Regions from separate parts of the Mus musculus genome. Here regions 1 and 2 are each linked to region 3. The links are chromatin loops, found by intact Hi-C in ENCODE. Cell type or tissue: heart. All regions are shown on one strand. Links, peaks and the distances in the headings refer to the core of each region. The heading gives the core; the rest is flanking DNA.

Evidence for each region. Hi-C counts contacts between places; a loop is a spot of excess contacts. Peaks named below come from ENCODE experiments on the same cell type or tissue, not always from the same donor. Only the 100,000 strongest peaks of a DNase experiment are listed, where the experiment ranks them.
Region 1: a loop joins it to region 3, with 2.4 times the contacts of the local background. A loop is called at or near these places in 2 of 42 quality-filtered maps.
Region 2: it touches region 3 in a loop (1.9-fold over the local background); 2 of 42 quality-filtered maps call a loop at or near these places.

What each region holds. Positions count from the first base shown.
Region 1 is chr16:92,998,361-93,008,729 of GRCm38, forward strand. No RefSeq gene overlaps it. Among named protein-coding and RNA genes, the nearest start is that of Gm41499, 47 kb to the left of the region's middle. In heart, for the core only: no CTCF peak of the experiment used is centred there; a DNase peak (open chromatin) is centred at 8,391; H3K4me3 peaks cover 705 bases; H3K27me3 peaks cover 1,528 bases.
Region 2 is chr16:93,010,937-93,021,305 of GRCm38, forward strand. No RefSeq gene overlaps it. Among named protein-coding and RNA genes, the nearest start is that of Gm41499, 59 kb to the left of the region's middle. In heart, for the core only: no CTCF peak of the experiment used is centred there; no DNase peak of the experiment used is centred there; H3K27me3 peaks cover 1,771 bases.
Region 3 is chr16:92,949,316-92,959,684 of GRCm38, forward strand. It overlaps Gm41499 (a long non-coding RNA gene), which reads left to right and starts at 7,644. Exons shown (of 3, transcript XR_876262.1): 1 at 7,644-7,748; 2 at 8,862-8,972; 3 at 9,341-9,805. In heart, for the core only: no CTCF peak of the experiment used is centred there; a DNase peak (open chromatin) is centred at 5,136; H3K27ac peaks cover 414 bases; H3K27me3 peaks cover 644 bases.

The sequences.
Region 1 (10,369 bases), core at 6,850-9,349, 52 kb after region 3:
CTCCTCCTCCTCCTCCTCCTCCTCCTCCTCCTCCTTCTTCTTCTTCTTCTTCTTCTTCTTCTTCATTCTTCCTCTGATTCTTCTTTCCAAGTGTTTTAAAACATAGCAACAGAAAAGGAACTAAAACATCAGGTTACTTGCTATATTCCATGTACTCATAAACAAACCAGAAGATGATATTGAATTCTTGCAAATATCTGTTATCCTTGATAGCTCTAGTCACTCAATTTTATAAATCCCATAGGCTTCCTAGACTTTCATCATGGCTTTACTGCAATATTCTGGCCAGGTTCAGGGTAGATGAAATTTGTCTTTAGGGAGATTAGATTCTAATAGTATGTCATGTAGCATGCGCTGGTAGAGCGTATTTCACTGATGTGATACATCTGGTTGATGACATAACAAAAGACACATCTTGTGGAGCTGAAGTTGGGGCTTTATTATTAAGAACAAGGAACATAATAAGAGGCAGCCAAGCCAGTTGGGTGACTCTGCAGGACCTGAAGTTCTTCATGACTCACAACAAACAAAGGGGCATTGTTTCTAGATGACAACTGTCAACAGTGAACAAAAACAGCAAAACTGGCCTTGCCCAGTCAGCCAGATCACATGGCTACACGGAAATATAATTCCCATGTGTGGCTAAGTTTCTCTCCATAGATGTATTTAGTTTTAGATTGGCCACATTTTTTATGGCTAAATTGGTCATATGAAAATGGTCATAAGTTGAAAAATGCAGAGCCTACTCCATAAATCATGAGGGACAGATTAAAAATGTGGTCTGGGGGCTGGAGAGATGGCTCAGTGGTTAAGAGCACTGACTGCTCTTCCAAAGGTCCTGAGTTCAATTCCCAGCAACCACATGATGGCTCACAACCATCCGTAATGAGATCTGGCGCCCTCTTCTGGAGTGTCTGAAGACAGCTACAGTGTACTTACATATAATAAATAAATACATCTTAAAAAAAATGTGGTCTGTTCTCATCTTTCACACACCCACATTTCTCAAGAGTACCCCCACAGTCCTTGCTACCACTTGAAGGTTTTGTCCTCCCATAATTCAAGTTGGAATTCCAACCGATCCCCAAGGTGGTAGTGATGGAAGCAAAGCCTTAGTATGTCATTAGGTCGTGAAAGAGGAGCCTTAGTTGATAACATGAGTGCCCTCATGGAAAGTGACTGGGAGAGCTCCCGTGTCCCATGTCTATCATGCTGAAAAGATGGCTATAGGGAGTAGTATTACTGAAGTTAGAGTCACACCCTGCACTCCAAGAAGCTAGGCTAAGCTGTAAGAATCCAACTAAAATAACTAAATTGATAGTAATAAAAGACATAAAAAGGAGACTTATTCAATGTGGACATGTTGAAAAGAGGAACAAAGGACCCAGGGACTCTCTCAAGTCCATCTTCTATGTCTTGAAGTGACATCAAGCACTACAGACTACGAGGATATGATCATCTAAGCAGTCTGGTCAAGGTGGTGTCTCTGACCATCACCGACCCGTCACTGTCTGAACTCTAGTCTCTCCAGCAAGGTGATCTGGCAAGCCGTTAGCACTGGGTGAGATCTTCTTCTGAGAGGTCAGGTTCTTCTCTGGCTGGCACCGGGCTCCAGGCTTTTCCTTCTCCCAACATAAGATTTTTGGGAGATGTCGAATTTCTTGGGGTCCATTATTTCAGCAGATGTCTGTGGATGTCAGGTCATATGTGCCCAAGCCGCTGAAACTATGAGAAGCACAGGTTTGTTGAAGCCACTCCTTTTCAGGTTTTGCTTTAGTGATTCCACTTCTGAACAAAGTGGGCCTAGAAAGCTTCACAAAATACAGAGAAGGCTCCCCAAGAGGATGCTATCTGCTCCCCTAGAGATGTTGTTGTTTCACTTTCTGCAGACTTAACCCCAAGCAGGCTTACCAATCTTATCCTGTCACCTCTTTCTCTGGAGTCTTTGCCACACACCAGCTGCTCTGATCATGAGAGGTAGGGCAGAGAGCATGATTAAACGCCCCATGCAGGTTAGAAGCATGAGATTGAGAGCCGCCGATATGATATGAAGGACCTTGAGCTCCTGTCTTGATCAAGCCTTGGTCAAAGCTTCAGTCACCACTGAACCAGGATGCACGCCTTTCTGAAAGTTTACTTTAGATGTCTCACATTTAAGGAAGGCTGTCTGGGGAGGATGACAAATTGGTCATGACTCTTTATCACCTCAGAACTGAGTGCTGTCCGTTGTTCTACTTAATCCTTGCTGCAGTCGAATAAAATAGCCATTCATCATTCTCATTTATGGATTAAGAGCTTGGGTCTCAGAGAAGGAGTTTGTTAATGTCATCCAAGTAACAGGGCTAAGAAATGTATGAGTCCTCAGTTCCAAGTCAGTAAGTCATGCAGGATACACCCCAGAGGGTGAGCCAAAAAGGCTTCCATGGGAAGAGAATGGCCTGAGTTCACTTTTGGCTTCCTGGAGGAAATGAGTACCTACTCTCACCTGCAAGAGCCTGGTTTAAATCAGGGTTCTGGGTGGGGAAGACCATCAGAAGAGGGGTGTGAGGAAAGGGGGCAGGGAGCATGTGCAAAGCCCTGGACATGAACTGTGTTGAAATATCACAAGTACGGGACACCTCACAAGGGGCTTGAGTAAAAGTAACTAGGAAAAGGCTAACACACTAGGGGAGTTCCAGACAATCAGACACACCAAGCTGACGCCTGAATAGACAGTTGCTCCCTAAGTCAGGCGCACATGATTCCACAGTGAGTAAAAGACACCAAGTGAGAACCGGGCTCTTTCTTATCGTTTCCAATGTTTAGACATATCATCTTTAGTCCTTTCATTTAACTGAAGAACCTAGTCCTTAGAAAGGGTCACCAGCTTGTCCAAGACCCTATCATCTGGGCAAGCGGCCCCAAGATGGCTCCAGAATACAAGCAGGTGGAGTCTTGGCAGGTTTCTTTTGCACGTAGTCTTACGTGAAATTAAGTCAGAGAGAAAGGAAATCACTTTGCTTAACTTCACTGTTTGTGCGTGTATACATTGTGTGTACACGTATAGATGCGTGTATACATTGGGTGCACACGTATAGATGTGTGCATGCATGCATTGTGTGTATACATATAGACTTGTACATGCATACATTGTATATACTTACATAGTTGTGTGCATGCTTACATTGTATGTGTAAATATATATATATATATATATGCATGCATGCATATACTGTGTGCACACATATAGATGTGTGCATGCATGCATGTGTGTACACATATAGATGTGTACATGTAAACATTGTATATACTTATATAGTTGTATGCATGCTTACATTGTGAGGATAGATAGATAGATAGATAGATAGATGGATAGATAGATATATGCATGCATACATTGTTTATATACATATTGATGTGTGCATGTATACATTGTGCATTTGTGTGCACGAGTACTGATGAGTGAGGACACATGTGGAGGGCAGGATGACCTCAGGAACCGCTCCTTGCCATCCATCTTATTTGAGGCAGGTTCTCTCATTTGCTTGCTGTACTGGGTACTTAAAGAAAGCTACTGCAGAAACTTCTAGATTCTCCTGTCTCTGCATCCCATCTCTTCTTAGGAGTACCCGAATTCCAGACAGGGATCACCACATCCATCTTTCACGTGACCTCCTAGGATCTGAACCCAGGATTTTGTGCTTACCCAGAATGCACTTCTACCCACTGAGCTGTCCTCCTGGTCCAGAAAGTTTGTATTCTTTGCCAACTGAAAGCTAGCTTATGCACATATAAAGACACTTGGGGTGGAATTTTAAAAAGAAACTGGTGACAGTGGCCAGCCTTTATCAAATGCTTGCCCTACAGTATCAGGATGCTGAGGCCTTTCCTTGTGCTTACTTTGTGAAGTGAGTGCTACTGTAAAGATGATAAAGAATCGAAGTCAAGGACGAAACCATCAATCGACTTAGACTGGTTGATGATTTTTTCCAAGTGTAACCCTTATACCACAAATATCACCTTGAAGCTTTCAAAGAGTCAGAAACACTTAAAAAAGCCCCTTTTTATATTGAAGCTCACTGGTTATTAGGCTGCTCCTGCTCACCGAGTTTGAGAACTTTAGTTCCTGAACATCCAGTTAGAAAATGAAGTGTTTGATTACCACTAACTTAGACACCATTGGGCCAAATCACAGAGCTGATAGGTGCTTGATGCCATTCAAGTGGGGGAGGCAACCATTGGTTGGTTGGACTTTCTCACATGAGCAAGGTACAGCACAGACTAAGGAGACACTGAAGCAAGCCTTGATACCCATGTGGGCTGAGTTGTGACTGGCATTGATGAAGGAAGCCTCGAGGTCAAGCCCCACCCGCCAGCCACATTGTTGATCTGTCTAGCACCACTGCCTTCTCAGTGAGGGTGTTGCCACCCTGGTGATCAGATCTGAGCTGCATGACCCTCAGGGGTTTTCACTGGTCCTGGGAAAGATGTTTATATAACTTCTAACTCCAGTCCTACCTAAGATCTTCCTTTCTTTAGTCAATGGGTAAGATTATTTTTTAAAAAAATGTACTTTTCTTGCTGAGTATGTGTGTGTGTGTGTGTGTGTGTGTGTGTGTTTGTGTTTTTGTGTGTTTCTGTCTCCGTGTGTGTATGCGTGTTCGTGTGTATGTCTGTGTGCATATGTGTTTGTGTCTATGTGTGTGCCTGTGTGTTTGTGTGTGTCTGTGTGTTTGTGTCTATGTGTGTGCCTGTGTGTGTGTGCATCTGTGTGTCTGTACCCAGGCACACATTTGCCTATCACAGGAAAATATCAGGTATCCTGCTCTTTTGCTGTCTACCTTATTTCTTTGAAACAGGATCTCTCACTGATCCTGGATTTAGGCTGGAGGCCAGCAAGCCTCAGCAATCCCCATGTCTCTGTTGCTCCACACTACGAGGGTCACAGGTACACGTGTGGCCACACCTAGCTTTTTCTGTAGGTTCTGGGTATGAACTTATATCCTCATACTTGCACATGTACTCTTATCCACCGAGTCATTCTCCCACCCTCAGTATTTTCCCTTTATGTCCGACTTATTATAATTTTTCAAGGGAAATCCGAACATTCCTTAAAATGCTGTCTAGGAACCCAGAGGTGTGCTTTTCCGAGCCGTGAGGCTGTGACACTGGGAAGCTGCTTGCTGGTGTGAGTGGCATCACCAGATTCCAGACTGCTATAGCCAGAAAGGCCTTGCCCAGTACAGACTGTCAAATACGTCAGTGACCCACAAACACTACCCTGAGCCAGGCGAAACCTTACCTATGCCTGCTAGTCCCAGCTTCTTCCAAACTCAATTTCTCATCTGGGAAATATGAGTTATGGCTTCAAACCCGCATGCTGTAATAAAAGGGGGTTCAGAAATCATGACCTAACATAGAATCAGAATCTCTGCTCTGCCACTTTACACTTTGCACAAATTCGTTGGCTTCTCAAAACCACTTTCAAACTCCCCATACACCAGCTCACCAATATCAATCTGTCTGTCTGTCTGTCTGTCTGTCTGTCTATCTATATTAATTAAAGTATAATATTCCCACGGCTTGCTACACAAAGTGTGACAGAGTGCAGGGCAGTCTGGATGTGGCCATGCCAGGGAGGGCACTGTGTGACATGGAGTCTGAATTACCTAATACCTTGAGATTAGCAGGCTCTCCTGATGAGGGAGTGTGAGCAACCCCTTTCTTCCCTTTCATTAATAAGTCCCATTAACTCCTGCGCCCAACTTTCCATACTCCCTGTCTTTCGCAAGAAGTGTCACCAACTCAATGACACAATGCTCTGCCTGTTTGCATTGTGGGAAGTGCCACGGGGAAACAGGCTGCTCCTAAAAAAATGACTTCAGACACTTAATGTAGATGTAACAAATACCACCACCACCACCACCACCACCACCACCACCTCGCTGATTTCCATGGAGGAGATTCTGGTCTCATTTTCTATGGAAATAAGCCAGTGAAACAAGCCATCAGGTTTAGCAATTTTTAAGCAATGCCAGCCAGCATATTGATAGCTTATGATAAATCCACCCTACTTTTATGCTCAGAGTATTTGAATGCCTATATGTGTGCACGTATACATAAATACACGGGCATGAGTGTGTATATGCATACAACTCGTCAGAGAAGGCTAGCTAGTCAGTCACTGCTGCACCGTGATGAGCAGCAGTAGAATTCAGATGGATATTGCTGGATATTAGTTATTTCTTTTAATTAGACTATTTTAGAAGGTGAATAAGTGCTGCAAACTAAAGGCTTGCTTGAAAGAAAAATGAAATCATACAAAGAATTGTTAGGTAGTGAAAACTTTACCAGTTCATTTTCAGTACCCCCCTCTGTACACACACACAGACAGACAAACAGACACACTTACACATAAACACACAAGACACATACATATTCACGCACATATATACCCGCATACATATATATAAATATCACACATACACACATACACACACTCACACACATACACACATGCTCACACACACACTACACACACCACACACATACACCCCAGTTTACATACATGTACACACACACACACACACACACACACACACACTCAATCTAGGAATCCCTTAAGCAGTGCCATCCCCAGTGGACTGTCATAGACGGTGGGTAAACAGTGAGCCTGACTCTTGGCAGGATCAAGGACAGAAAGGCTCATCCCCACCATAAAAGTGTCCTGGGAGTATTCCTGTCCTGATTTCCACATTTTAAAAAATAGACTCTTTTCTCATACAATAATCCCTGATTATAGCTTCCCCTCCCTCTTTTAATTTGGCATTTCATCCCAGATGCTCTCAGAGGTTGGTGTGGAAGGAACATGGTAATTAATACATGAAGACCTGGTAGATGCAACCGGGAGAGAAAATCTCAAACCTCGCCTTTCTGTCTGGCTTTTCTCTTGGGAGCCTCTGGTTGGTCTTGGCTGCCATACCCAGAAATGAACCCAACCAACTCTGGCTGAAAAAGACTTATTCACAGGATGCTCACTCGGTGTGCTCCCGTCCTCTCTCCTGACTTTTGGAACTGAGATTTAAACCACCCTGAGCCCCATCCCTTCTGCAGAATCTCAATGACTAATCTGTTCTTTCTTTTGCCAAAAAGAAAGGATGCTCCTCCTCTTCCGTCCACTCCCCCCCACTCCCCCCCCCACCCCACCCCCCACCCCCCGGCCAAGATCAATTCTGCCGGTATTTATTAATCGTCTACCACCAGCTAGACATCGGGCAGGCAACACTGACACCATGTCTGTTCTTGGGAAATTTCCCCTCCCATGTTCCTCTTTGGGCTCTATAAAACAGGCGGCCAGACTACTCTCTTTTGAACTCTGAATCCGTTTTCTCAGAAGAAGAAGAGCCCTCAGAAAGCTGTTTCCTGTCTCTGAGCTCCCTGTGAACTCGATGGTTGATAAATGCTCATCTAATTGGCCAAACACAACTTTAAACATTTTATTTAAGGAAATAAATCATTGTTTCATTTTTTTTTTAAAGTTCTACCTTTCTGCTCTTTCAGAGTTAATATTTGGGAGCTTATCACAAAATGAACTTGATTATAGGGGACACAAATTGGCCATCAGGATCACAATCCCAGTGCACTGGGAATCCTGTGCCTAGATAGCAGAGGAATGGAATTTGAATCTGATAATTGTTAATGACAGGAAAAGAAAAAAAAAAAAAGATTGTTTCTTCTTTGCTGAGCCATCACCCACCTGCAAGGAACAAATTAAAGATATTTACCTTTAAAAGCCTTTGAAAGCTATTTAAAGAAAAATAGACAAAAAGTGAAGTGGAGGATTGAGTCACAATTGAATTTGTTGAAGTAATTAAGTCCCTCCCTCCCTGAACAATTATGTTTAATAATAAACATCTAGGATGCCATTTTTATATTCTTTAGTGCCCTTCATGGTAGTGCTGTTATATAAGCTCACAAACTCAAGTGTGCTTTCCCCTCTTCCCCTAGCCTACCCGTGGTCTTTATTGTTGTTTGATTGAGTCACCTTGTAAAATTATAATCTTTTGTAGAAATATATTTCTAGATGAGCAAGCCCCTCTGGGCTCCTGCAAGCCTCACCTTCGCTGAGCGAGCGACTGACTGGCATGAGGAGCGCGCAGGATCGAGCTCTTGACCCATAATTTTCTATGAGAAAATGATCAGGAAAGCTGGCGAGGCAGCGTGTGTGGAGCCGGTCCAAGGGACCCAGCCTCCCCTCTGTTGTTTCAAACAGTCAACAGCTGCCCGGCCTGTTTTTCCCATCACACTTCAGGATTGCGTTAGAAAAAAATTCACCTTATAAAAAAAAAATCATGAAAACTGAGAACAGGGAAGCGACCGAGCGGAGGCCACTGTGTGGTGAGTTGCTGCTGTCATCCCGGGCTCTGCTCCTGGGCTTGGCACCTGCCCCAGGGGGCTGCATTCCCTGCCCAGCAGGGAGTTCCAGCTGACCTGCTGAGAATGTCCCGTGTGAGTCACCGCCTTTAACTCCATCAGCGCCATTTGCTGCCCACTTGGATGTTTCTGAACAGCTGCTTGGCTCTGAACTCATCCAGTAACTGGAAATGCGGCCGTTGTCTGGCTAATTTTCAAAAAATGGAGTCAGAGGCAGGGTTAGGGAGAAAGAGAAAAGCACAAACCCAGTCAAGAAAGACAGACAGCTAGCTATCTTTACCCCTCGATGGCTTTGAATTCCTTGGAAATCAAATGGCAAGGTCAAATAAACCCAGTTTGTCCCTTTCTTTCTTTCTGTCGCTTACTGTTTGCCTAAGGAAGTTGGGTGCGATCTCATATGGGATTTCATGGTATCTAAAAATTTACCTCCCTCAAGGAGCCTGTCTGATCGTCATGCTTTTAAACTTACCCATCCCGTTTTCCAAACACAACAGTGAATATTTCCCTTGCTCTGGAAACGTTTTTCACATTTGAAGTTCATTTTTAACTCCATCAACAACTTTTAAGAGGCTTCAATTGAACAAGTTTCTGGCCTACACATTAACCAGGATATTTGAGAAACATTAGACATGATCCCTGGATACAGGAATTTGTAATGAAATGGAGAGAGAGAGAGAGAGAGAGAGAGAGAGAGAGAGAGAGAGAGAGAGACAGAGACAGAGAGACAGAGACAGAGAGACAGAGACAGAGAGACAGAGAGAGAGAGAGAAACCCTGATTCAAATGGATTTCAAATGGATGGTCCAGGAACAATATGGGGGAGGTGGGAAGTGCCAGACGCCTGCTAGAGCTATTTGGGCTTCTGAAGTTCAGAGCAATGCTCTGGAAAGCTGCTTTTCAATCTAGAATGATGGTAACCAATATTAACAAGTGAAATTGAATTGACTCTGTAAACGTGAACAGTGTCAGAGCTGGGCACACAGCCCAGGGGTCTGTTAAAGGCTAAACACTTACAGGGTCACAGGGCTTCACTGGATGGGAAGTCTGTGATCATTGTGTGCATCTTCCTATGCATTAACACAGGCAGACATTAAAGAGAAAAATCTCTTCCATCACCAGAGACACTGCAGGGATGGCAGACAGTTCATAGGTCACGAATCCACTGTACTGTATCTGGGATCCAGTCCTTACTTGAAGGTGGGAGAGTAGATACATGGGAGAGAGAAGACACTTTGATTTGTGAAGATCTGATCTGCACGTTCTCTATTTCCTTTCTTGAAAGGAAATCTTAGAGGACAATAAAGAAAAACAGAGTCCTCTATTTTTGTCTTAGCTTTTCATGTGGCTGCCACAAAACACTTGTTAGGAGCAACTGAATAGAGGAGAGGTTCAGCTCAGGCCGTCAGAGACAGTCCACCACACCAGAGGCACGCTGGACAGACTGGCCTGGTAGGTGATCGAAGATTGAGGTGCAAGCTCACACAGCAGGAAGCAGGGAGCTAGGGCTGGAAGCAGAGTCAAGCAACCCTCATGAGCTCCACCCTGCAACCTTACATATGCCACCAGACTCAATGTCCAAAGCTTCCACAGTATCCCAATCTACGGGGTGCCAACCCTACATACACATACTCACTTACACACCCAACCACACATGCACATACACACACTTGCCACACTTGCCCTCTCTCTCTCTCTCTCTCTCTCTCTCTCTCTCTCTCTCTCTCTCTCTCTCTCTCTCTCACACACACACACACACACACACACACACACACACACACACCATGTAGATTCTCTGAGTATCCATTAAAGTTTCAGCATTTACCATTCATTTCCCTAGCAGTAAACATGCAAGGCTGTTGGTTGTTCATGAGCTTGTTCAACTCTAAGCTATTTATTCCAACTCACCGAGTGTTCAAAGTCAAGATCACTTGTTCTTCAAATGTTAGATTAATTCATGC
Region 2 (10,369 bases), core at 50-2,549, 58 kb after region 3:
ATTGTCTTCTTCCTCAAAGACTACCATGGGCGGAGCCTTCATCAATACGGAGCCACGCCTAAGTTTCCCACAGAAGGTCCTCCGTGCTCCTGATACTCAGTCTGAGCTAAGTCATCCTACCACCAACCACAGCCTTGGCCCCAGCCTGTACCATTTTTCATCCGGAAAAGCACAGGCTGGGCCCCCCATCTTAGGCTGGGTTTTGCCTCCACTGAACGGTGTGTCCCACGAGCCCAGAACCCAGGTGGTGGCGAGGAAGGAACTTAGCCCAGTGACTCTCCAGGTTCATCTTCCTGAGTGGCATCCTGACACCCTAGCAGTGAGATGAACCGCAGACCCACAACATCAGTTATCTTGAATATCAGATATTCACGGCATGATTTATAACAGTAGCAAAATTTCAGTTATGAAGTAGCAACTTTTTTTGGGGGGGTTGGGGGTCAGTACAACTATATGAAAATGTTACAGCATTAGAAAGATTGAAAACCACTGCTACAGTGGACCAATATTGTTACAATGATCAAAGAGAAATAGTATTTCACACTTGATCATAGCCAAAAGGCTGAGAAGCAATGAGAAATAGTATTTCAAGTAAGGATTTTTATACCCAGAGAAAATTGCCACAATGAGTAGACTCAGTTTCAAATAAATAAAAACAAACAAATTTTAATGATTCATTTCTTTATGAGAGAGAGAGAATGAATGAATGAGAATGAGTGCAGTGCCCACGGAGGCCAGAAGAGGACATCAGATCTTTCAGATCTGGTGTTCAGAACATGGGCTCTAGGAACTGAACTCTGATCCTCAGCAAGAACAGTAAGTGCCCCTAACCTAAACCACCTCTCCAGTGTCTGTGGTAAATTTTTTTTCCAGGAGATTTCACTACAATGCAAGCTGTTGGAAGGTCCTTCACTGAGTAGAGATGGTTAATCCTTCAGCAGAGATCTGATTCCTTTACACCAAAGTTGGTAAACACAATGGGTCAGTAGAAAAGACAGTTTGGGTAAAAGGTTTTCACTTTGCATTTTGAGATTTCCACAGTGGGTGATAAAATCTGTAGCAGCTGTCACATAAGTGCTGAGAGGTGGGCGCACAGCCTGTGTGAAGACCCAAGCTGCGTCTTTCACAAGCAGGGATACCTACTTGTTCTTAATAAACTGTAGACGTGGGAATAATTATGGCGTTTGTTGGAATGATACAGAAGTGACTGGAAGAGACAGAACTTCAAAAGTTGCTACCTCAATTACCTATGTGGCCTAAATGCAGCAGGTGTAAGGACCTCCTTCCTTGCTGTCTGTAAACTCACTGCCACTTGTAAGATGAGCCACATTAGTAGTCTCCATCTCTCCTTGACAATGTCTTACACCAAGGTTATGGGTGCCTCCCTGGGTATACACAGATCTATGAGCTTTGGAAAAATTGAAACATTATATTAAAATTCTTGAATAACTGGAATCTGGATCCTGAGGTCCTAAACTGATATCTCTGGTCAACACTAAGACCTCTCACCTCTAGTCTGGATGCTCACTGGTTCTCCTAACTCAACCATTCCCTACCTGTCTACTTCCCTCTGTGATGACTCCCACAAGGAAAAGCATGTGAGTGAATTAGATCGTGGCATCTGTGCACATGGAGGCCGCAGACATCACGAGGCAATCCACTGTGAACACACTGACTTTTAGCTGCCCAGTCACGCTGGCCTGGACTGAGTGAGTGTAAGCCAGGAACTTGCTTTTCCAGGTAAAGTATTATTTAAATAGATCTCCGTTTCCCATCTCTGCAGTGGTTTGCTGGGTCTCAGAGCTAACATTCCCAACAGCCCTCAAAGATCTCATCTTGGCATTCCATCCTATCGCCATGTTTACATGGGCTAACTCAGGGTCCAGATATCTAGGCTATCACTAGAGTAAATAACTTGACATGGCCTTCTGGTTCTTTGAGCCTGAATGGAACCAGTTTGGGTGATGAAGAAGGTGATGGCTAATTGCTGATCTAAAATATCTCAGTCCAGGAAGGCGTCCTGTCATCCATCACCTCTGGTCAAGCTTGTGCCCTAGTGATGGATCTGTATAACGATGCCTTCTTGTTGCCCCTTTTCCAGGTGTGCTTTGGCAAACCTCTCACGTCGGCAGCATTAGAAAAGGATGTGATTTGATATCGTGAGGAGATGAACAATAGGCAGAGCACGCAGTTGGGACTTGGATTGAATTTTGGTTCCTTCTCTGGATTAGGCAGTGTTATGGGACTGTCTGAAGCTTCGAGGATTCTTGGCCCTGGGAATGTGGAAATCTGGGGACCGTTTGTGCGTGCATTCAGACCACTCCCGCCTTTATCATAAAGAGTGCTATTCATCTGGTCCCCCTCCCCTTTTCTACCCTTCTCTTTGGTCCTGGCACCCTTTGAAAAGAAATGCAGAAATGATTATGCTTTGGGGGAACAAATGTTGCCACATACACATTCTGATTGTTGAACTACACTGGAGAATGAGTATTTCTGGCACACGTGTGTCAAGGTCTTGGATCTGTGCCCTTTGATGATGAGTAGTGACCTGCCTCTTGCTCACGGCTCAGGTCTGGAATGAGGAAGAAAGTCTTCATAACTTAGGAGAAGCCAAAGAGCCAAGAATAACTGAAAACAGGGAGTCGGGCCACTGAAGCCAAGGACGACCTGTAGGAGGATGGAGAGCGAGCTCTCTACGCTCTAGCTCTGGAAAGTTCCAAGGGTCAAGAGACAGCATCCTGAAATAAGGGATGGTACCTGCAGCACGGACACAGAGTAACCCCCCAGGTGTTGCTCCATCTGCCTCTCCTCTCTGAAACCCTGACAGTCCCCACTGACATGATGCAAGAGGAACCAAAGGAAACCGGTTTAGAGGTTTTAGAAACCAGGACTTTGATGTCTAAGAAAAGCGTCCCAAACTAGTTAAAGCATTATATTGTGCTTTTTATTGATATATAAAATCCACCTCAGAAATCGGCCACTAAACACAAAAGGAGCCTCAAACCCTGTAGGGATCTTTTGGGAAGGATATAATCACGCGTATGACCTCACCATAAACACAGCTTGTGAGCCACACTTGCTTTGAAAGTGCTTTACAAGCACCGTCCAGTTCAAGCTCCTCCCTGTTCCTGCTGGCTCCTCCCTGGGCTGGCAGGTGAGAAAGAGAACGTTTGGCTCCAAGCGCAGAAGGCAAACCCAGGATAGGCAGGTGGATACTCGAGGCCCTGGGTAAGGCTTCTGCCCCAGTGAAGCCCTGAAGTGTCATCAGAGCACTGAGAACCCTGAAGTGCCTGTGGGAGAGTCAGAGCTTGCCTCACGTTGTGAGAACAGCCAGCCCCTCCCCCACTCCTCTCTCCCCCCTCTTTATTCTTATCACCTTGAACTCCGAATCCCATTGATTCCTGGGATCTGACTGTTCTTCATGCACTGGTACCTTTGACAGGAGTCTTGCGCTAGGATTCAGGTATAGAGGCCTCATTCCTATTCCCTCCCCCTTCTGCCAGGCTTGCCCCAAATCTTTCCAAGATCCTGAGATCGGCACCTCTGCTAGATGTAACCGTGGAGTGCTTGATTCCTGTCATGATGTTCGTTCCATTCCAGTCCCTCACAAGGATGTTGTCTTCTGTGACTGTGAGCAGGAGTGGGATAGCTTCCCTGGGGTGAGATGCTTAGCCTGTGGGGCTTCTGTCAAACAACTATGACAATGTCAGGCCACTTCGAGGACTCGGTGAAGTTTAGCCCAGTGCTTGGCGCTTAGTACACACTTACCACCCCAGATAGCTCACTGGTGGAGTTTTCTTTACCACAACCAAAGCCCTAACTCTGATCTTTTCCCCTCTTCAACAGACAACTTTATCACTTGCTATCATCAGTTGAATGCTTGTAGCTCTGCAAAATTCCAACCCTGACTCTCTGAACCCCCAAGTGGCTACTTGGAGATGGAACTCTTAAGGAAGTGATTAAGGATATTGATAAGGGTGGGGCCGTGAACACTGTAATCAGTGACTTTAGACATAAGATCTATCTGTCTGTCTATCTGTCTGTCTGTCTGTCTGTCTGTCTATCTATCGACTGTTACCCCCTGTGTGCATGCAGAGTGCTTACCCCCTGTGAGTCTGGGCTGAGTTTCCCCCACCTCCGGCCCCAGTGTGTGTACATGCTGAGAGTGGACATATGGATTCCTAAGGAAGAAGTGGCTATCCACTCGCCAGCACAGTGCTCCTCTCCAGTATCCAGCCACACTGGCACCCTCACCTCAGACTCTTAGCCTCCCAGTTAATTATTGGCTTGTGAGGCACTCAGATAGACTGCAGTATTTGTCATGTCAGCTCTGAAACACCAAGACACTCCCTAGCAGGCATCTTCTTGCGCTGCCCATTCGTGTGGGCATCGCTGGCCATCCATAGGGAATCGAACCCTTTCCTCTGTCTGCTTCCCGAACGCCCTCTCCTCCCGACGCTGTTAAGCAAATATCCCAGAGAGTGTGTATCTGTTAAGATCATTGTTGACTTACAAAAAGGGGATATAATTCTGTCGAGGGACACTTTAATCTTTGCCCTTCCTCCTTGTCCTAAGTGCTCACGGGATGCTGGGAAGGGGAGCATCTTAGGCCTAGGGAATGTGATGGCTTCTAGATCGTCGTGTGGTGTGGACCACTGCGGATCACCAAGTCTTCCGACTCAGTGTTCCACTAGAAACAAAAACAAACACAAACGGATGAACGGCATCCACGGAACATCTCACCTCATCCCTGTGTAGTTAGACGCAGAGATCAGTCCTAAGGGAAAGACTTCCAAAATATTTCCCCTGCTGCCTCAGAAAAGGCTTCTAAAAGCGCAGCTCCCGTGAGGCCCCTACTCTTCCCTCTCCTGGTGTTTTCTCTGGCTTCTCTTTGTGTGTGGAATGAAGCCCAGCTCCTGGAACAAGGAGACTCACACAGCCTGAGGCTGTCTCCCTCCCCTTTCCAGTCTCCTCCACCCCAGTGCACACCTGGGGAGACCACCTACCTATTCCCCCCAAACACACACACACACACACACACACACACACACACACACACACACACACACACATCAGTTACTTCTCCACTTCTCAACTTTAACCCTCTCTCTGCGTGTGCTCATGGGCAGTTTCTCATGCTTCTGAGCACAAGCAAAGCCCCTCTGTCCTCTCCTCTGCTAGGATTTCAGAGACCTGCAGGCTGCACGCAGCTTCTGGTTGTTATGAGTAAGGGCCCAGGAGCCCTCTCCTCTCCCCAGCTGTCAAGGCCCAGTGAACTTGGGTTCAGTGCTTAACCTTATGGAGCTCTCTCTCTCTCTCTCTCTCTCTCTCTCTCTCTCTCTCTCTCTGTCTCTCTCTCTCTCTAAACAAGGGTGACAGCGGTGTCTACCTCAGACTGATGATGGCTTAACTGATTTTGACTTTACTCTGTTGCAAAACCAACTTCCTACGACTAACCGTTCTGCATTTTCTCTGTCAGTTAGCCCTAAATGACGGGCTATCGTCAATAATTTATCATAACATGGGCTCCCTCCTTAGATGAGTTTGCCCACTTTAAGCCGATGTACACTAGACAGATGATGAAGGTTAGCTTAGCTGTATCAAATATTCTCGGGGCTCATGACAATTTCAGCTCACAGTGAATCTGTCAGGATGGGACCCATCAAAACGGTGGCACTCCTGTACCTGCCCCTAGCATTAAAGTGAAGAATAAATACTTGTAAAATGCTTATAAAGAAACTGGTACATAGGGTACAGATGCTTTGAACCTTCTTTCTCTCCCAGGGAAACATCTGTGGGAGCAGCATCCTGGGCCATAGCGTGGTGCTGACTATAAGGTAGCCATGCAATAGCCGTTCTTACATCTAAATCAGTCCTTTCTTAAAGGGCTCACTAAAATCCCTCTTTGCACAGTGGTATCTGGGATTGGACACTAAGCCGTGGAGCTCCACGTGGGTCTGTCTACTCATCATCCCAGTCTGTACAGAACTGCGAAACTCTCCCCTTAGAGTTCGGCTTCTTCATCTCAGATTCTTTTATTTGAGATTGAGTTTTATCATCTTTACTCTGTGTGTGTGTGTGTGCCTGTGTGTATGTGAGTGTGAGTGCAAGTTCCCATGGAGGACAGAAGCGGAGACAGGTCCCCTGACTCTGGAATCCCAGGCCATTGTGAGTTCAGCTGACGCAGGTGCTTCAAGGCTTACACGAACGTGGGTTCTGTCTACCCACATGTCGGCAGGTGCCTCTGACTGGCAAGAAGGATCTTTATTACACAGGAAGTGCATCATGGAAGCCAAATGAGAACTCTTATATGACGTGTCCTACAGCGTTGCACTGCGTGTAGTGGGTAAAAAATGCTCCCTGCTTCAGAACCTTTGTAACCAGCAGATGACCTTTCAAGGCTTCCACGGGTTAACATAGACTCTTCACAAAGCCAAGGAAGCCTTGGAAGTATATTAGAAATGGGTTACTGAGTGACACAGGAGTCTCCGTGGACACAGAATCAATAGGCTGTCTATGTGTGTGTGCATGGATGTGATTTACCAAACAAATAGGGCTCACATGATCATTATAGTTATTACAAAGCATTGACACATAGTCACAAAGATGAGGTGTTTGAAATGTGTGGCGTAGGTCTGCAGGTGGAGACCAGGAGGGTAGGATGCCCCAGACCCAGGCAGCAGGTTCAGCAGGCTGGACCCTGAGGACAGCAGCATGCTGGGGGTTGCCAGGTGTAGCAGGCTGGACCCTGGGGACAGCAGCATGCTGGGGGTTGCCTCTTGCTCAGTGTAAACTGGCTTCCCCTTAGTTTAGATCTTCAGCTGACTGAATGAGGACTGCTCGCACTGTATGTGTGTGCCTCCTCTGTGTTTCCCCATTTAAATACTAGCTTTGCCCTCAGACATCCTCCAAGGTAACATGGAGCCACCACAAACGCTGTTACAGAGACATCCGGGGATAGCAGAGCAAGGTGGCTGAGAGGGTGGAGGCGCTTGCTGTGCAGTCTTGGTGGCCTGGGTTTGATCTCTAGTTCCTTCAGTGGAAGTGGAACACCAACTCCTGAGAATTATCCTTTTCCCTCAGCACGTGCGGTATTCACGCATGCGGTGTATACATACGGGCACATCACCATCATCATCATCACATTCACCATCATCACCATCGTCATCATAAGCAATCACGAAACGATACGAAATGGGTGGAACTAGACAAAGAGAGGAACAGGAGTGCTTTGAATGCACAGCTCATTACCAAGGCTTCTCCGTCTAAGTCAGGGGGTTCCTTTCTTCAGAGAGAAAGCTGGATGAGGAACGGGATCACCGATCACTTTATTACTGCGGTTCCATAGCAACGACGGCATAAAGTTTGACTCATCTGTGGAAGCTTCTAAAAAAAATGAAGGTGCCTACTTTGTGTGAGTTTTGTGCCTTTGTATGAATTATTCTTTGGGAAAATCTGGGAAAACGGACAGCAGGGTACTTGAGGTCTCGGGGGCACACTGTGTGCTCCACCATCCCAAACATAGCGCCTGTGGCCTCTGACTACATTACAGGCAGAGAGTTTATGTTCTAGGGGGGACCACACGTTGATGATGCAATGCTTACGTCAGACGGAACCACTGGTGGTGTGGATTGACATGCTGCAAACTTAGAGCCACTGTCTGCAAAGTGGACGGAGTCTCCTCTTTACCTAAGGTGAAGGTCTGTGATCTTTATAAACGTTACTGCCACAGATCAGACATCTTTCCTCTGAGTGGTCACCAGAACACTGCGTTAGGAAGAATCCCTTATGTTTAATTTAAACTCAGTTTGCCATTTGACTCTGTCTGCAGTGCTAGGATACAGAGTGGGTTTTGTTCCAGTCGTGAGTACGCTGTGAGTTTAAAACCTGAACTCTGGCAGGAACTCCTCAGTAACTCAGAGGGCAGATTTGACTGACACTGCAAGGCAGCCCTCAGCCTGTGAACTTTCAAAGGAAATATCAGAGGACTCACCTGCCCACACGTTTAAACCCTTGCCAGGGTGTGGGTATGAGGAAAGGGGGAGGGCTCCTGCAGCACGTGCTAAACCAGGCCTGGGATCACACGGTCAGCCCTCACCAGTACCCACCAAAACCACCACCAATAAACACCATGATGATCCTTCCTCCCTCAGGCAGAGAGCACTTTGATTTTCAATAGGATTAACTCCAAGCTCTCCAACACTTAGGTGCCAATAAAATAAAGCAGTGTGGCACACAACCACGAGGCCCTCATCACTCGCATCTCAGCAGCGAGCAGGAGCAGCGAGGGCTGAATGGCTAAGAAGGGAGATCTAGCAATTGGCCCGCAATCACCTCACAAGTCAGTGGCAGGGCTGTGTCGGAAATTGGACTGTCTTCCAAACGTTGGTCCAGACCCCAAGGCAGCTGTAGGGTGGATTCCATGTCTACTCTCCTCTATCAAGCCTTCGTTTGGTCTGTTTCTGCTGAGGACCCTTTGAGGGTGTGGGTTTGCAGAAGATGTGCCACACAGATACAGTGAGTTAAAGCCCCTCAGCCAGCAAGGCCTGTGGGACTAAGCCCCTGCGTGCCTCTCATCTAGGAGCCCCTGGAAATCCTAAGAAGTCCATGGCACACCATTTCTTGTCTTTATGCCCCACACTAACTTCTTCATGTTTGCTGTCTGATTGTGTGTTCCTGTTTTATGTTCATTTAGACAAGTGGCAATTTCTCTTTCCCTCCCTCCCTCCCTCCCTCCCTCCCTCCCTCCCTCCCTCCCTCCCTCCCTCCCTTCCTTCCTTCCTTCCTTCTTTCCCTCCTTCCACCTCTCTCCTTTCCTCCCTCCTCCTCCCTCCCTTCTTCCTACTCTTTGTATCTCTTTTCTTCCCTCCCTCTCTCCCTTCCTCTTTCCTTCTCTCCCTCCCTCTTTCTCTTCCCTTTTCTCTCTCTCTTTTCTTCTTTTTTGTGCATTTCACTTCTCTGTTTTCCCTATACTGTTACTTCGATTTAAACACCCCAGATGTCGTACTCACTCTATGATAGGCGGTAATGTTGCTTGTGTGCTAGCAGCAGAGGCTGTGGAAAGCATAAGACCAGACCCCCTTTCACCTGACACCCACTCTGTGCTCTGTGAGTTTTACCATCTTCGCCCCTGAACATCTATACACTGAAGATGCCCCCAGTTCCAAACTGTCACTCACAAGAGCTAATCTTCCCACTGAAGCAGCAGAAGCCTTAGCACAAGGACTCCCAGGCCTCCACGGGACTCTCTGCTTCCCCTTCTTCTGACTCTCAGATGCACTGGGGCATTGGTGGCTGGGTTAATGAACCCATCCATTACACCGCCACAGTGGAAGGAGAATTTACCTCACTGTGTCTACAGCTGGGGCACAGCCAGCATATCTATAACCAGAAGGCAGCTGATTCAAGAGAACCTGCAGTAGAATGGTCATTTCTTACCATCAGGGGTGCCTGCCATACAATACTCAGTCAGGTACTTTCCAGATGCAAATGAAGACCGGCTGTCCTGATTGGATGGTGTTGGGTGGGTCCTGGGTGGAGGCTGGGTTCACAGGACACAGCTTTGCTGTATCAGGTCACAGTCAATTCCTGTTACACATCCTCAGTTCAGTTGGGGGGCGGGGGGAGAGGGAACGAGTAGACCCACAGTTCCCTGCTTGGGGACACTTTCTGGACCAGGGTTCGATAGGCAAACTCTTTCTTCCTGGATTTTCCATTATTGGCTCCCATCCAGTGTGGCCACAGCTTAGAGAAATAACATTTGGATTTAAGGGCATGTTTTTGGTTGATTAGACACACAGACACACAAAAACAAATAGATGCTTTCACATACATAAACATATAGATGTGCAAGCTCACACACACAGGGAGGGAGAGGTGTGTGGGGGTATCTAGGCTACTTTTGTGTTTCGTTTCTCTGTACCCTACCTAGTATTTTGAGGGATGATAGGCCTAACTGAAAGCCCCAACTTAGGTGTTCACACCCTCTAAACTCCCCAAACCAGTTGTGCATTACCAAGAGTTTGGCATCCAAATATTTCCTCGGTTGTTTTGTCTAAGCCACACCCACAAAACAAACGCAAAAGTGCACTCTACCCTGGTGGGCAAACAACTCTGCCCGAGTCTCTCCGAGGCCAGGCACACATTTTGCCCCAAGCTGTTTTGTTGCTTTGTGCGAATGGTAAGCACTCAGCTGCTTTTTTACACCTTATTTTAACGCCTTATTATTTCAAAGCGATCTCTGGTCTTATTGACAATAATTACTGTTAACTCCCCCGTGGAGTTCAAAGGCTCCATGATTATGAAACCTCTTCTAAGGACGAGCCGATTAATCCAGCTTGTTATTAAATTAGAACTGTATTCTTGACCT
Region 3 (10,369 bases), core at 3,821-6,320:
GGAGCCCCCCACATTTGTATAGTAAAGATGTCAATCTTTCTGAATTGTGTAGCCAGAATTTCCATTGATTCACATGCACACACACACACTCAACCTTTAAAGGTGTATTTCTTAAAGAAATGTGTGAAATTTGAAAAACACAATCTGGTAGGAAATAGGTATTTTAGATAGAAAACAGCACTTTTCAAAACACCAACGGGGATGTACCTACCTCAGTGAGGAGAGTGAACTAATGTTAGTTGCCTGCCCATTTTAGTTAGAGATGCCAGTTGGGAAAAGACAACTGCTAGAGCTTGCTTTCTGTTGCTATGATAGCCATGGCCACAATAGCTTAGTAGAGAAGAGAATTCACATCATTTTGTATGTTACAGTTCACCTTCAAGGGACCAAGGCAGGATCTCAAGGCAGGAACCAAGGAGAAGACAGATCTCACCAGTTTGCTCTGGTTGCTTTCCTGAGCACCTAGGGATGGCGCCACCCACAGTGGGCTTGGCATCCTTCCAGATCAGTCATCAGTCAAGATGATTTCCCATGGGTATGCCTTCAGGTCAGTCTGAAGGAATCAATTCACTAAAAAGTTGAGGTCCCCTCTTCCCAGATGACATCTAATTTGTGTCAAATTGACATCTGAAATTAGCCACCACCATAACTAAGCCATTTTAAGAAACATTGGTGGTCTTTATGTCTAGCCTAGTGCTTTCTCGTTTCTTTCTACTTTCTTTTATTAAGAACTTGTTTCTGCATGACATTATTCAAAAAAGGACTTCTAGAAAAGGTGTAAGAGAGTGGCCTGGAAAATCAGAGCAGGGCAGGACTCTGGGGATATCTGGCTAGAGAGCTGTGAAAAACGTAGTAGTCAGGACTGCGCTCTTTAAGATGTCAACACTGGACAGGATGTGAGCAAGGACCAGCCATTTGTACAGTGTCAGCTCTTACTCCCTTGCCTTGAATCTGTGTTCTTTGGTACTGGACTCTCAATTGTCCCCAAGTGCACCAGCCTCTGAGTCTTGTGTCATTATTCCTATGATGTCTGCTTTCTTTTTTCTACACCTTCCCTGCCACACAGACTGTTTCCTCAGACCGTAGTTCTTTCGTTTCCATCTCTGACTACATAAACACACGCAATGTGTGTACAATAGTAGAAAATATATCGGGAGGAACCCGTTCTAACTATGGGCATATTTGTGTATGTGCAGATGTACATTATGAGCAGCACATGTACATAGCTGTGTGCAGACAGAACCCAGAGGACAACCTCAGTGTCTTTCCTCAGCTGTCACCCATATTTTCTTTTATTTGAGACAGGGCCTCCCACTGACTGGGGGCTCACTAAGTGGGCTGGATGGATGCTCAGTAAGTGCCAGAGGGCAGGGCAGGAGTTCATAAGTCAGTTCTGGCTACTTAAGGACTTCCATAATACTTCTTGAACATGTCTCTTCCTTCACAGTGCTGCGACTACAAACACATGTTAATGTGCGTCCTGGGGTTTGAACTCAGGTCCTTACACTTGCAAAGCTAACACTTTACTGACAGAGTCATCTCCAGCCCTTCATCATCCCTCTCCTTAATGACCTGGTGAGTGCTTACTCCCATTTGAAAAGTGAGAAGATCCACTCGCCCAGTTAGTCCCTCCCGGCTAATGGAACTGGACTCAACCCAAAAGCTCTTTGATGAAGACAGCTTGTCCTGCCCCCCCATACCCTAGGCTCTCCCTCTAGACTCCAAGCTACCTGCAGCACTTTCCTTGTTTGTTCTTACACTCTGTGTTGCACTTAGCCTGGGGGAAGTGCTTATCAAGGTTCTATCAAAGGAGTGCACTTTAATAACATCCATTACTTTACATCATGGTGTGCAAAGTCACTGTGGTCACCCGTTGATTGTGCCCTCTTGGGCCCGAACACTCAATAGAAACAATAGGAAGATTTTCACTGTAAGGACTGAGAGCCAAGTACTGCTCTAAGGTCGAATTGTATCTCCTCTAATCCACACACACACACACACACACACACACACACACACACACACACACACAAAGTGCAGGGAACTCAGTCCCATCCTTCAGCCCATTTTATAGATGGGTGAACTAGAAGTAGAGTTCATCGAGCCTAGCAACAACACTTCTTCCCAAAGCCCATACTCCTAGGAAAAACAGGCTTGAGGGCTGAAGCCATGTGGCTGGCTTGTAGCTCGCACCCACCACTGCATCCCATTGCTGTCCTTATCTCAGGTGACTCCCATGCAAGGACAGCACATATGGATATGAACAAGTATGGGATATTTCCCCTCTCTCAAGCAATGCGTTCGTTCTCTGGAGCACAGATTCTCCATAGAAGTGACATGGTCAATGTACTGGAAACGTGGCTCTGGCATTCTCCAGCACTGGAGGCCAATGCGGTGAGAACACAAGAGGGAAATAGCCACAAGGAAAACAGATGACTCTGCATTGGAGAAAATACAAGAACGGCAAACTTCTGGCTGCTGTTTGTTGTAAAGTGGAATGCTGGGAAATTGCAATTAGGAGAGGCATGCTGTGGCCCAGAGAGAGAGAGAGAGAGAGAGAGAGAGAGAGAGAGAGAGAGATTCTAGATCGCACAAGAATTTGCCTATTCCCCAAATGTTGAGAATCCTGTATGCCTTCCCCGGGCTGGAGCAGGACCAAACCAGATCATACCAGAAGGCTTAGGCCTGGAGAATTCTATCTCAATAAATAGCTACTTGTGGGCTGATCGAAGCGTCAATTTTTAAAGGAGAATATGATCAGGAAGTTATAGTCTGCTTCCCACAATGCCTGACGCTTCCTATCCCCTTCCCCTCAATGAAAGAAATCACCTTACCAAGGATCCTGTGGGAGATAAAATCATTGCTGATTCCTTTGGCCTGGGATCTCACAAGTGTTACAAAACTGTGTCTCTGCCTACAGGGCGCATGCCAGTGTTAAACAACTACTGTTAAGATTTACTGGGGTTCATGAGAACCCACTGAGCCAAGAGGCCATTCTGCCAAAGGGTCACCGCTCTGTCTTTCAATCCTATTTATGTGTTGACTTTTGGTCTTTATCGTTGTTTGAAAGCAAACAAGGGATATTTCTCTTTGCGAAAGTTGATGACTTCAGGTGGAGAGAGAACAGCTGTGGCAGACGATTCTGGAAACACAGCGAAATAGCCTCTCTTCACATAAATGTTTATGGAAGCAGGAAGACTGAAGAAGAAAAACACAGCAGAAAATTGCATGACTCACAGGCTGAGTGCCTTCTAAATAAAGCATCTCTCCGAATTTCCCAGGAGATGCTGAATGTGAGCAGGCGGCAGAGCTCTGTGGGGCAACAAGACTGTGTTTAAACACCCCCAAAAAAAACCCCAAAACAAAACAAAACAAAACAAAAAACAGTGTACACAAAAGTCACTGGGGGGGTATTCTGTTCCTTTTGAGGTTAAAGAGAACCTCAAAGAAGAGAGCAAGAAATCCTGGATGCTGTGCCCCCCTCCATCTGCTGTTGAGTCCCTGTGCAGCTCTCAGCTCCTGGTTGGACCACTGTGCAGAGGAAGAGCTGTGGCCCAGTGCTGTGCCTCTTGCTGACTCAGAGATCTTCCTGTCGTAGAGCCTGGCCAACTGATGATCACTGAGTTTAATTTTAGATCTTGAGTGCTGGATCTGGGAATGTTTGCAAACTAGACCCAGGCTCCATTGACACTGGCATGTGAATTGGAAAGAAAGTTTGCAAGTCTTTGAGTCTTTACACTGCCCAGTCCATTGTACCCCCACAACATTGTGAATTTGGAATAAGCTAGAGGAAGCCGTCTTGGGGCACTACTTCACAAGTAACAGGCATTGCTCCTGAGTCTAGATCTCAGAGATAGAACTTCGTTCTTTATACTTAGTTTTTTATTCTTAGGAGTTTCTGACTAGGAAGATCTAGAAAGTTCTAGAAGGTTGCAGACTAGAATTTAATTTCCTTCCCACTCGAGTCAATAGGTCTTGAAGCTATTAGAAAATGTGTTAGAAATAGTCTCTAGGTTCTCACTGAGGCTTAGCAATTACAGCAATCTGATAGCAAGTTGGCAACGTAGAATCAGGTGAGCTAGTTAGAACAATCATCCTTGGTGCCTCCCATTTAGAAGCAGTTAAGCAATAAAACACTTCAAAGGGACAATCGCTTTCTACGATGGGTTTCCCTGTATGTTAAAGAGTCAGATTATTCAGTAAGTTGACCTGTTCTGAGTCAACTCCCACAAAAAATATGCAGGACACCCAGTCAACTGGATTATAAATGAACAGAAAGGAATTTTTAACTGAATACCTGTCCCGTGCTGTTTTCTTATTGGGGTTACCCCAGAAGACATCCAACTAGAGCAACTGTATATTTTAAATGACAACACAGGGAGGCCTGTGGGCTTTCGAAGTTACCATGTATTAAAAACACATTCTGAGTGTTTTCCTCCAAGAAGTGGGGAATCTAGATGAAGAAAATCTTTAATAGAAGCAAGAAGCTAGCTACTCTGGAAGGGTCCCACTCAGCCATTGACACATACTGTAGAGCGACAACCCAGAAAGCCAAGGTAGTTGGACTACAGAAAAATAGTGGGACAACTTAAGAAGTTCTGAGGTGACGCAACACTTCCCCCAGGCAGGATCTCAATTCCTACCATTCTGACTCCTTAACTTCCTTCAGTGTCTTCCATGGTCTCCCTTGAGGGCGAGAAAGGGAAGAGATAGGGTGGGGGTGTCCAGCAGTATTTTACTGTACATTTGTTTTGGCATTAGCTGAGTTCTAGACATGAAAACAATCCCCTGTTCTTAATTCAGTCCATGTGCGGCAGAGCCGTGCACAGGGAGATCTGGCTTTTACTAAAAGCTATTAACAAGCATGTTTGATCACAGGAAGTCGAGAGAGAGCAGTGCTTGCTTCTAAAACACAGTGAGTGAGTGCTGACCGGCCTCTAGAGGGAAGGCCCAGATTTGTGTGTTGGTCCTTTGGTAACCTACTGAGCTCCATCCAAGACAAGTAGAAGATGGGACCCGGAGGAAGATTCCCAAGCCAACCCCCAGTGTGGGCAAGAAGCCTGTCCCACTCTGTTCCGAGCACTTCCTTCCTGTCCAGGGAGGTGAGTTGCTGAGCCTGTTTCTGGGCAAGCGGCCATGTTGGGATATGGCCTTAGATAGCCTGCAGCTGGGCTGAGTGGGCGTCTGTCAGACTCAACATAGGCAGCTCCCACCGTCCTGCCTGGACAGCTGAATAGAGCTTCTGAGAAGAGCCTTTGATTTATTGGTGGCCCGACAGCCCTGGGTACTGCAGTTCAAGTTCCAGGAAGCAAAGCTGTGACAGATGAAGTTCTAAGTATACAGACAGTGTGCGTGCACACACGCACACACACACACACACACACACACACAGACAAACAGAGACAGAGAGACAGAAAGAGACAGGGAGACAGACACACATACACAAACACAGACAGAGAAACAGACAGGCACATACACACACACAGACAGACACACAGAGAGTGACAGACAGACAGAGAGACATAGACAGCCAGAGAGACAGACAGGTACACATACACACACACAGAGACAGACAGGAAGACAGACAGAGAGACAGACAGGCACACACAGACAGACAGACAGACAGACAGAGACAGACAGAGAGACAGACAGGCACAGAGAGAGACAGAGAGACAGGCACACACAGACACACACACACTCACACAGAGAGAGAGAGAGAAAGAGAGAGAGAGAGAAGACAGGCACACACAGACAGAGACAGAGATACAGAGAGACAGAGATACAGACAGGCACACACACACTCAGAAGACAGGCACACACACAGAGACACACAGACACAGAGACAGAGAGACAGACAGGCACACACACACAAGACAGGCACACAGGCACACACACAGAGACACACAAACACAGACAGAGACAGAGAGACAGACAGGCACGCGCGCACACCTCAGCAGTATGGAATGGAACTGAAGGATACCAGCGGTACAGGGTGCAGATTCTCCTACATGGGTGACATCACTGACTTGAGACCATCAAGGGACTAACTGTGTTAGCAGCACTGGACAGAGCCTGAGGTGGATTCTTTTTTGTTCCTTCCCACTGATTGTTTTCCTGAAGGGTGTGGGTTGAAGTCTGAGAGTGAGGGATCATAGTCTCTGTGGAGGAACCTGAGATGCCTTATTGCCGTACCCAGAGAGTCAGGACTGCTCTGCTTACAAAGACTACAGCAGCAAGGACTCACTCTTGGAGAAGAAACAGAAACCCAGACTCCCAGTTCCTGTTGATCCTATTTTTACTCTCTGAGTCTCCGTGACTCTCCATCTCCCTCTCTTCCTCTCCCCACCCTCACCCTAGCCTCGTTAGAATTCATACACACACCTGGTTTTCTATTTACTTTGGGGACAGAGGAGGTGGGGCCCAAGAAGGGAGGGCATGCTTGCTGGGGAGTGTCAGCATTTGCTGCTATAAGCGAGAAGAGGAGGGTGGGGGAGACTCTGCCCATCTCAGTCACGGGGACAGGTAGTTAGAAATATTGATGCGTTTGCATGTATCTGTTCATAACAAACAGTCCTCTCCATGGGTTGGCTGTTGGCCTCAGCTCAGATGCTTTGGCAATTCCAGACAGGTGGGAAGAAGGAAGATGGGGGAGGGGAAAGGCTGGGTTTATGGAAAGAAGTCTGACCAGTGGCTGAGGAGGCAGAGAACATATGATGTGTCTTTAGGATGTTAGGACCAGCACAATCTCCCTTTAATTTTAGCTTGGTCTTTTTACATGGGTAGCTCTGTCTGGACTCTCATATAGGCTCTTGAGCATGGGCACAGAGCTCAGTAATAAATTGCCCCAATCCGTGCTCTCTTGCACCTGGTACTCAGAATTTGCTGCACCACCTAAGCTTCAATAATTTAATAATTCAAATATAAGTTGATACATTTAGTAAAAACAAGGAATCTGCTTTATCAAATTGTTTCAGTTAGGGAATTCCCATTTATTCTCTTTAGTCTCCAATAATCTCGAAATAAATTGCTGAGATATAATGAATTTAAAAGGTAGTATTTTGATGCAAGTGAGGAACATTTTGAAGTAGTTTCATTGATTTTTTTTTTAATAACACAACTCATTTGGATAGGGATGAGTGTTCCCAAGTAGCAAACTTGAAAAACTAGCCCTGTTGTACAGTTTCTACAACAAACAGACCCACAACAGCAAAGCAAGCACTTCTACAGCGAGCTGGAGCTCTTGTTTGTGGAACCCTCCTAAACCTCAGCTATCTTGGGGGATCCCAGAGGACAGAATTACTTCATGTCACAGCAAAAATTCTCCTGGCTCTAAACAGCTCGTGGCTCTGGGAAACAGGAAAACAGTAGAACAAATGTCAAGCCGTGCAGTGTTGGGGAAGGTTGTGCTGTGGAACTTCTACTTTCCAGGGGTCCACCACTACATCTATGTCTTTGAATCCTTTCCTTCCTCATGTCTGGTGAGTTTCTCTTTTCTTTCTCGGAATACCCATTGTCAAATCCCAAATAGCAAAGATTACCACCAACCAGATGGCTAGTGTGGACTCCTCACAGTGAATAATTTTCATAGCACATCAGGGCCACAGACAAACAAAAATGTAACCAGGTGCTAGGAAGGTGTCTTCCAGGGTATAATGATTGGATACAAGCCTGAAGAATCATCAACCACTGTGAGAAAGCCAAGTGCAGCAACTCCTGCCCCAACCCTGGTGAGGCAGGATGGTAAGGAGGTAAGGACTTGCTACGTAGGCAACCTAGCCAAATGGACAAGTTCTAGATTCGGGAAGGAATCTTGTCTCAGAAAGTGAGATTGAGACTAGTAATAGAAGACAAGCTCACACCTCCCCACACCCATGCACACATGTCTGCATAGCACACAAGAATATAAGCTCATGCCCACCCACACCCATGCACGAATGTATGTAATACATACAAGAAGGCCACCTCATACCCACCACACCCATGCACGCATGTATACACTACACATAAAAAATAAAGTCACCGAAGTTCCTATTTCCTGTTAGTTTTGGCTTAAATCAAACTGATGCTTCTCTATTCCTTCCTAACGCACACTGACTCTTGTTTAACAGCGAGGCGCAGGAACAGCCATGCTCAGGAAGCATCCTTAGTGGTCCAGGAGGAGAATTAGATTTTGACTCACTTGTGAGAGGGCAACGCTTCCCGACGTGTCTGTGAGGGGTTCCCTAGATGGGGTTAATTAAGATGGGAGGACCTTTCCTAAGTGAAGGTTGTGAGTAAAAAGGAGAGAGGGAGCTGAGCTCCCACTTCCATCTCTCGCTGCTTCCTGACTTGTGGATGCTGGGTGGGCAGCCGCCTCTCACCTCAGCTCCCGAGCCGTCCAGCTCATGACGGACTCTACCATGATCCAAAGCAGACCCTCCTCTCCTTAAGTTGCTTGTGTTAGGTGTTTAGTTGCATCCATGATAAAATGAACGGATACAGCAAAGATTTACCTAACAGGATCCATCAGGATCGATGCAGAATCTCCGATTTCCATGATTGACATCATGTCGAAAGGGTGACTTACTCACAAAGAAAGCCAAGGGAGAAAGTAGAGTATATCCTAGAATTTAAAAATGTTATCTAATAATTTATCCAACCCAAAGGAACTGGACCATTTGACAGGGTTGTGAGCCAATCTTAGAAACAAGAGAAGCAAGAGAAAAGAACTAAAGGTATATCCCATCTGTTCCTATGGTAACCAGGGCATCCCCTTGTATAAACATTAACTGGGGGAAAAAACAATGAGTAAAACCATTACCTCAACTCCCCTTATATGACTGAAATATTTTTGCCTTGCCTGCTTTTCTGTTGTGTGCAAGGAAGCACTTTGGGGATCTTGTTGGTACCAGCAAACCTGTGCTGAGCTCTGCAGCCATCCCATATGTGGGTGAGAACAAAGGCCTTCCTTCCCCCAAGGCCAAAGTTTGCTGGTAAGTTACTGCTGCTGTCAAAATAGTAACAATGAGCTTGGGCAGGGAGACAAGGGCTGTCCAGTGCTGGCTGAGCTCCACGCGTGGTGGCTAAGAGAGACAGATGCACACATGTGCAGGGGGGCCTTTGAGCTCTGCATTTGAGCGTAAGAGCCGGCTTTGATGTACTTTACACGGCAGGAAAGAACACTGGTGTGTGTTGTTCCGAGCACCCTGCTGACCTGAGGGTTGCTCTGATGTGACACCCTGGCCCCCTACAGTCAGGAACATGATGGTGGGCAGAGAAGCAAATGAACACATTCTAAAATGCAGCCGAAGTGCCAGAGAAGGGGGCTTCTGTTAATGACTTTGTTATTTTTGTGACACAGTGCCTGACAAAGCAGTTTAAAGGAGGAAGGGTTACCACGGCTCACACTCTGAGGCTACCATCTACAAAGAACATGAAGTAGCTGGTCACATGGTGTCCGCAGTCAGGAAGCTGAAAGAGATGCATGCTGGGACAGAGAACTCATCAAGTCCTTCCGCGCCCCTGAGTGTTGTGTGTCACTCAAAGACCTTGAGACTCATGCTCCCTTGTGTGGTGACTCCAGGGGCCCCTCCTACCCACCATCCCTGTCTAAGTCAGCTTACGTGCCCTCCCTCACCTTGGGAGTGCGTGGGTCTCCCTGCCTACTCTGCCTAGAGGACGCCTGCTGCAATGCCCACTTGCTCAGGGACAGGCTTCTCCACAGAACTCCAGAGCCAGGATAAATTTCTTATCCCACAGCTAAGAGCCGATGTTGATTCCAGATCGAATAAATGAGATTATAAAGCCATATAGGAGGCTCGTCACGATTAGCACCCACATACAGAAGTGAAGAAACGTTTGAATAAGATAGAACAGGAAGTGAGAAACAGCCCAGAAAGAAGTAGCATACAGTCTACAGTCCGGAAAAGAATTAGTTCTTTCCGAATAGGAAGAGTCTTGATAGAGCTGAACCTGTGGTCACTTGGATCAAAGCTACCAAATTTCCCAACATCCTTTGCAGTTAGGCAGGAGCAGGTTTTGGATAAGTTCTGATCACTGAAATCTAGAGTCAGAACTTTAAAATTCTTTGCAAAATGCAGACTACATCCGCAGTCCCAGCTGTTAGCCTCTGCCACCACCTATTCCTGCATTGCAAAAAAGGCTCTAGTGCTCACCTGAAAGACAGCTAGAAGCATTCTTCGTTGTAACCACGCCCCCATTCTCTTTCCAAACACCTGAACTGCATAACTTTTATGTTCGGCTACTTTCAGTTAGGTTTCCAAGAAGGCTCTGGTGATCAGGAATTTCATTGTGAAAACTGTCGGAGGAGTAGGTCTTAGAGATCCTCAAAGCTACTTTCCTAAGAGAATTTTATACAAAAACAGTAAAT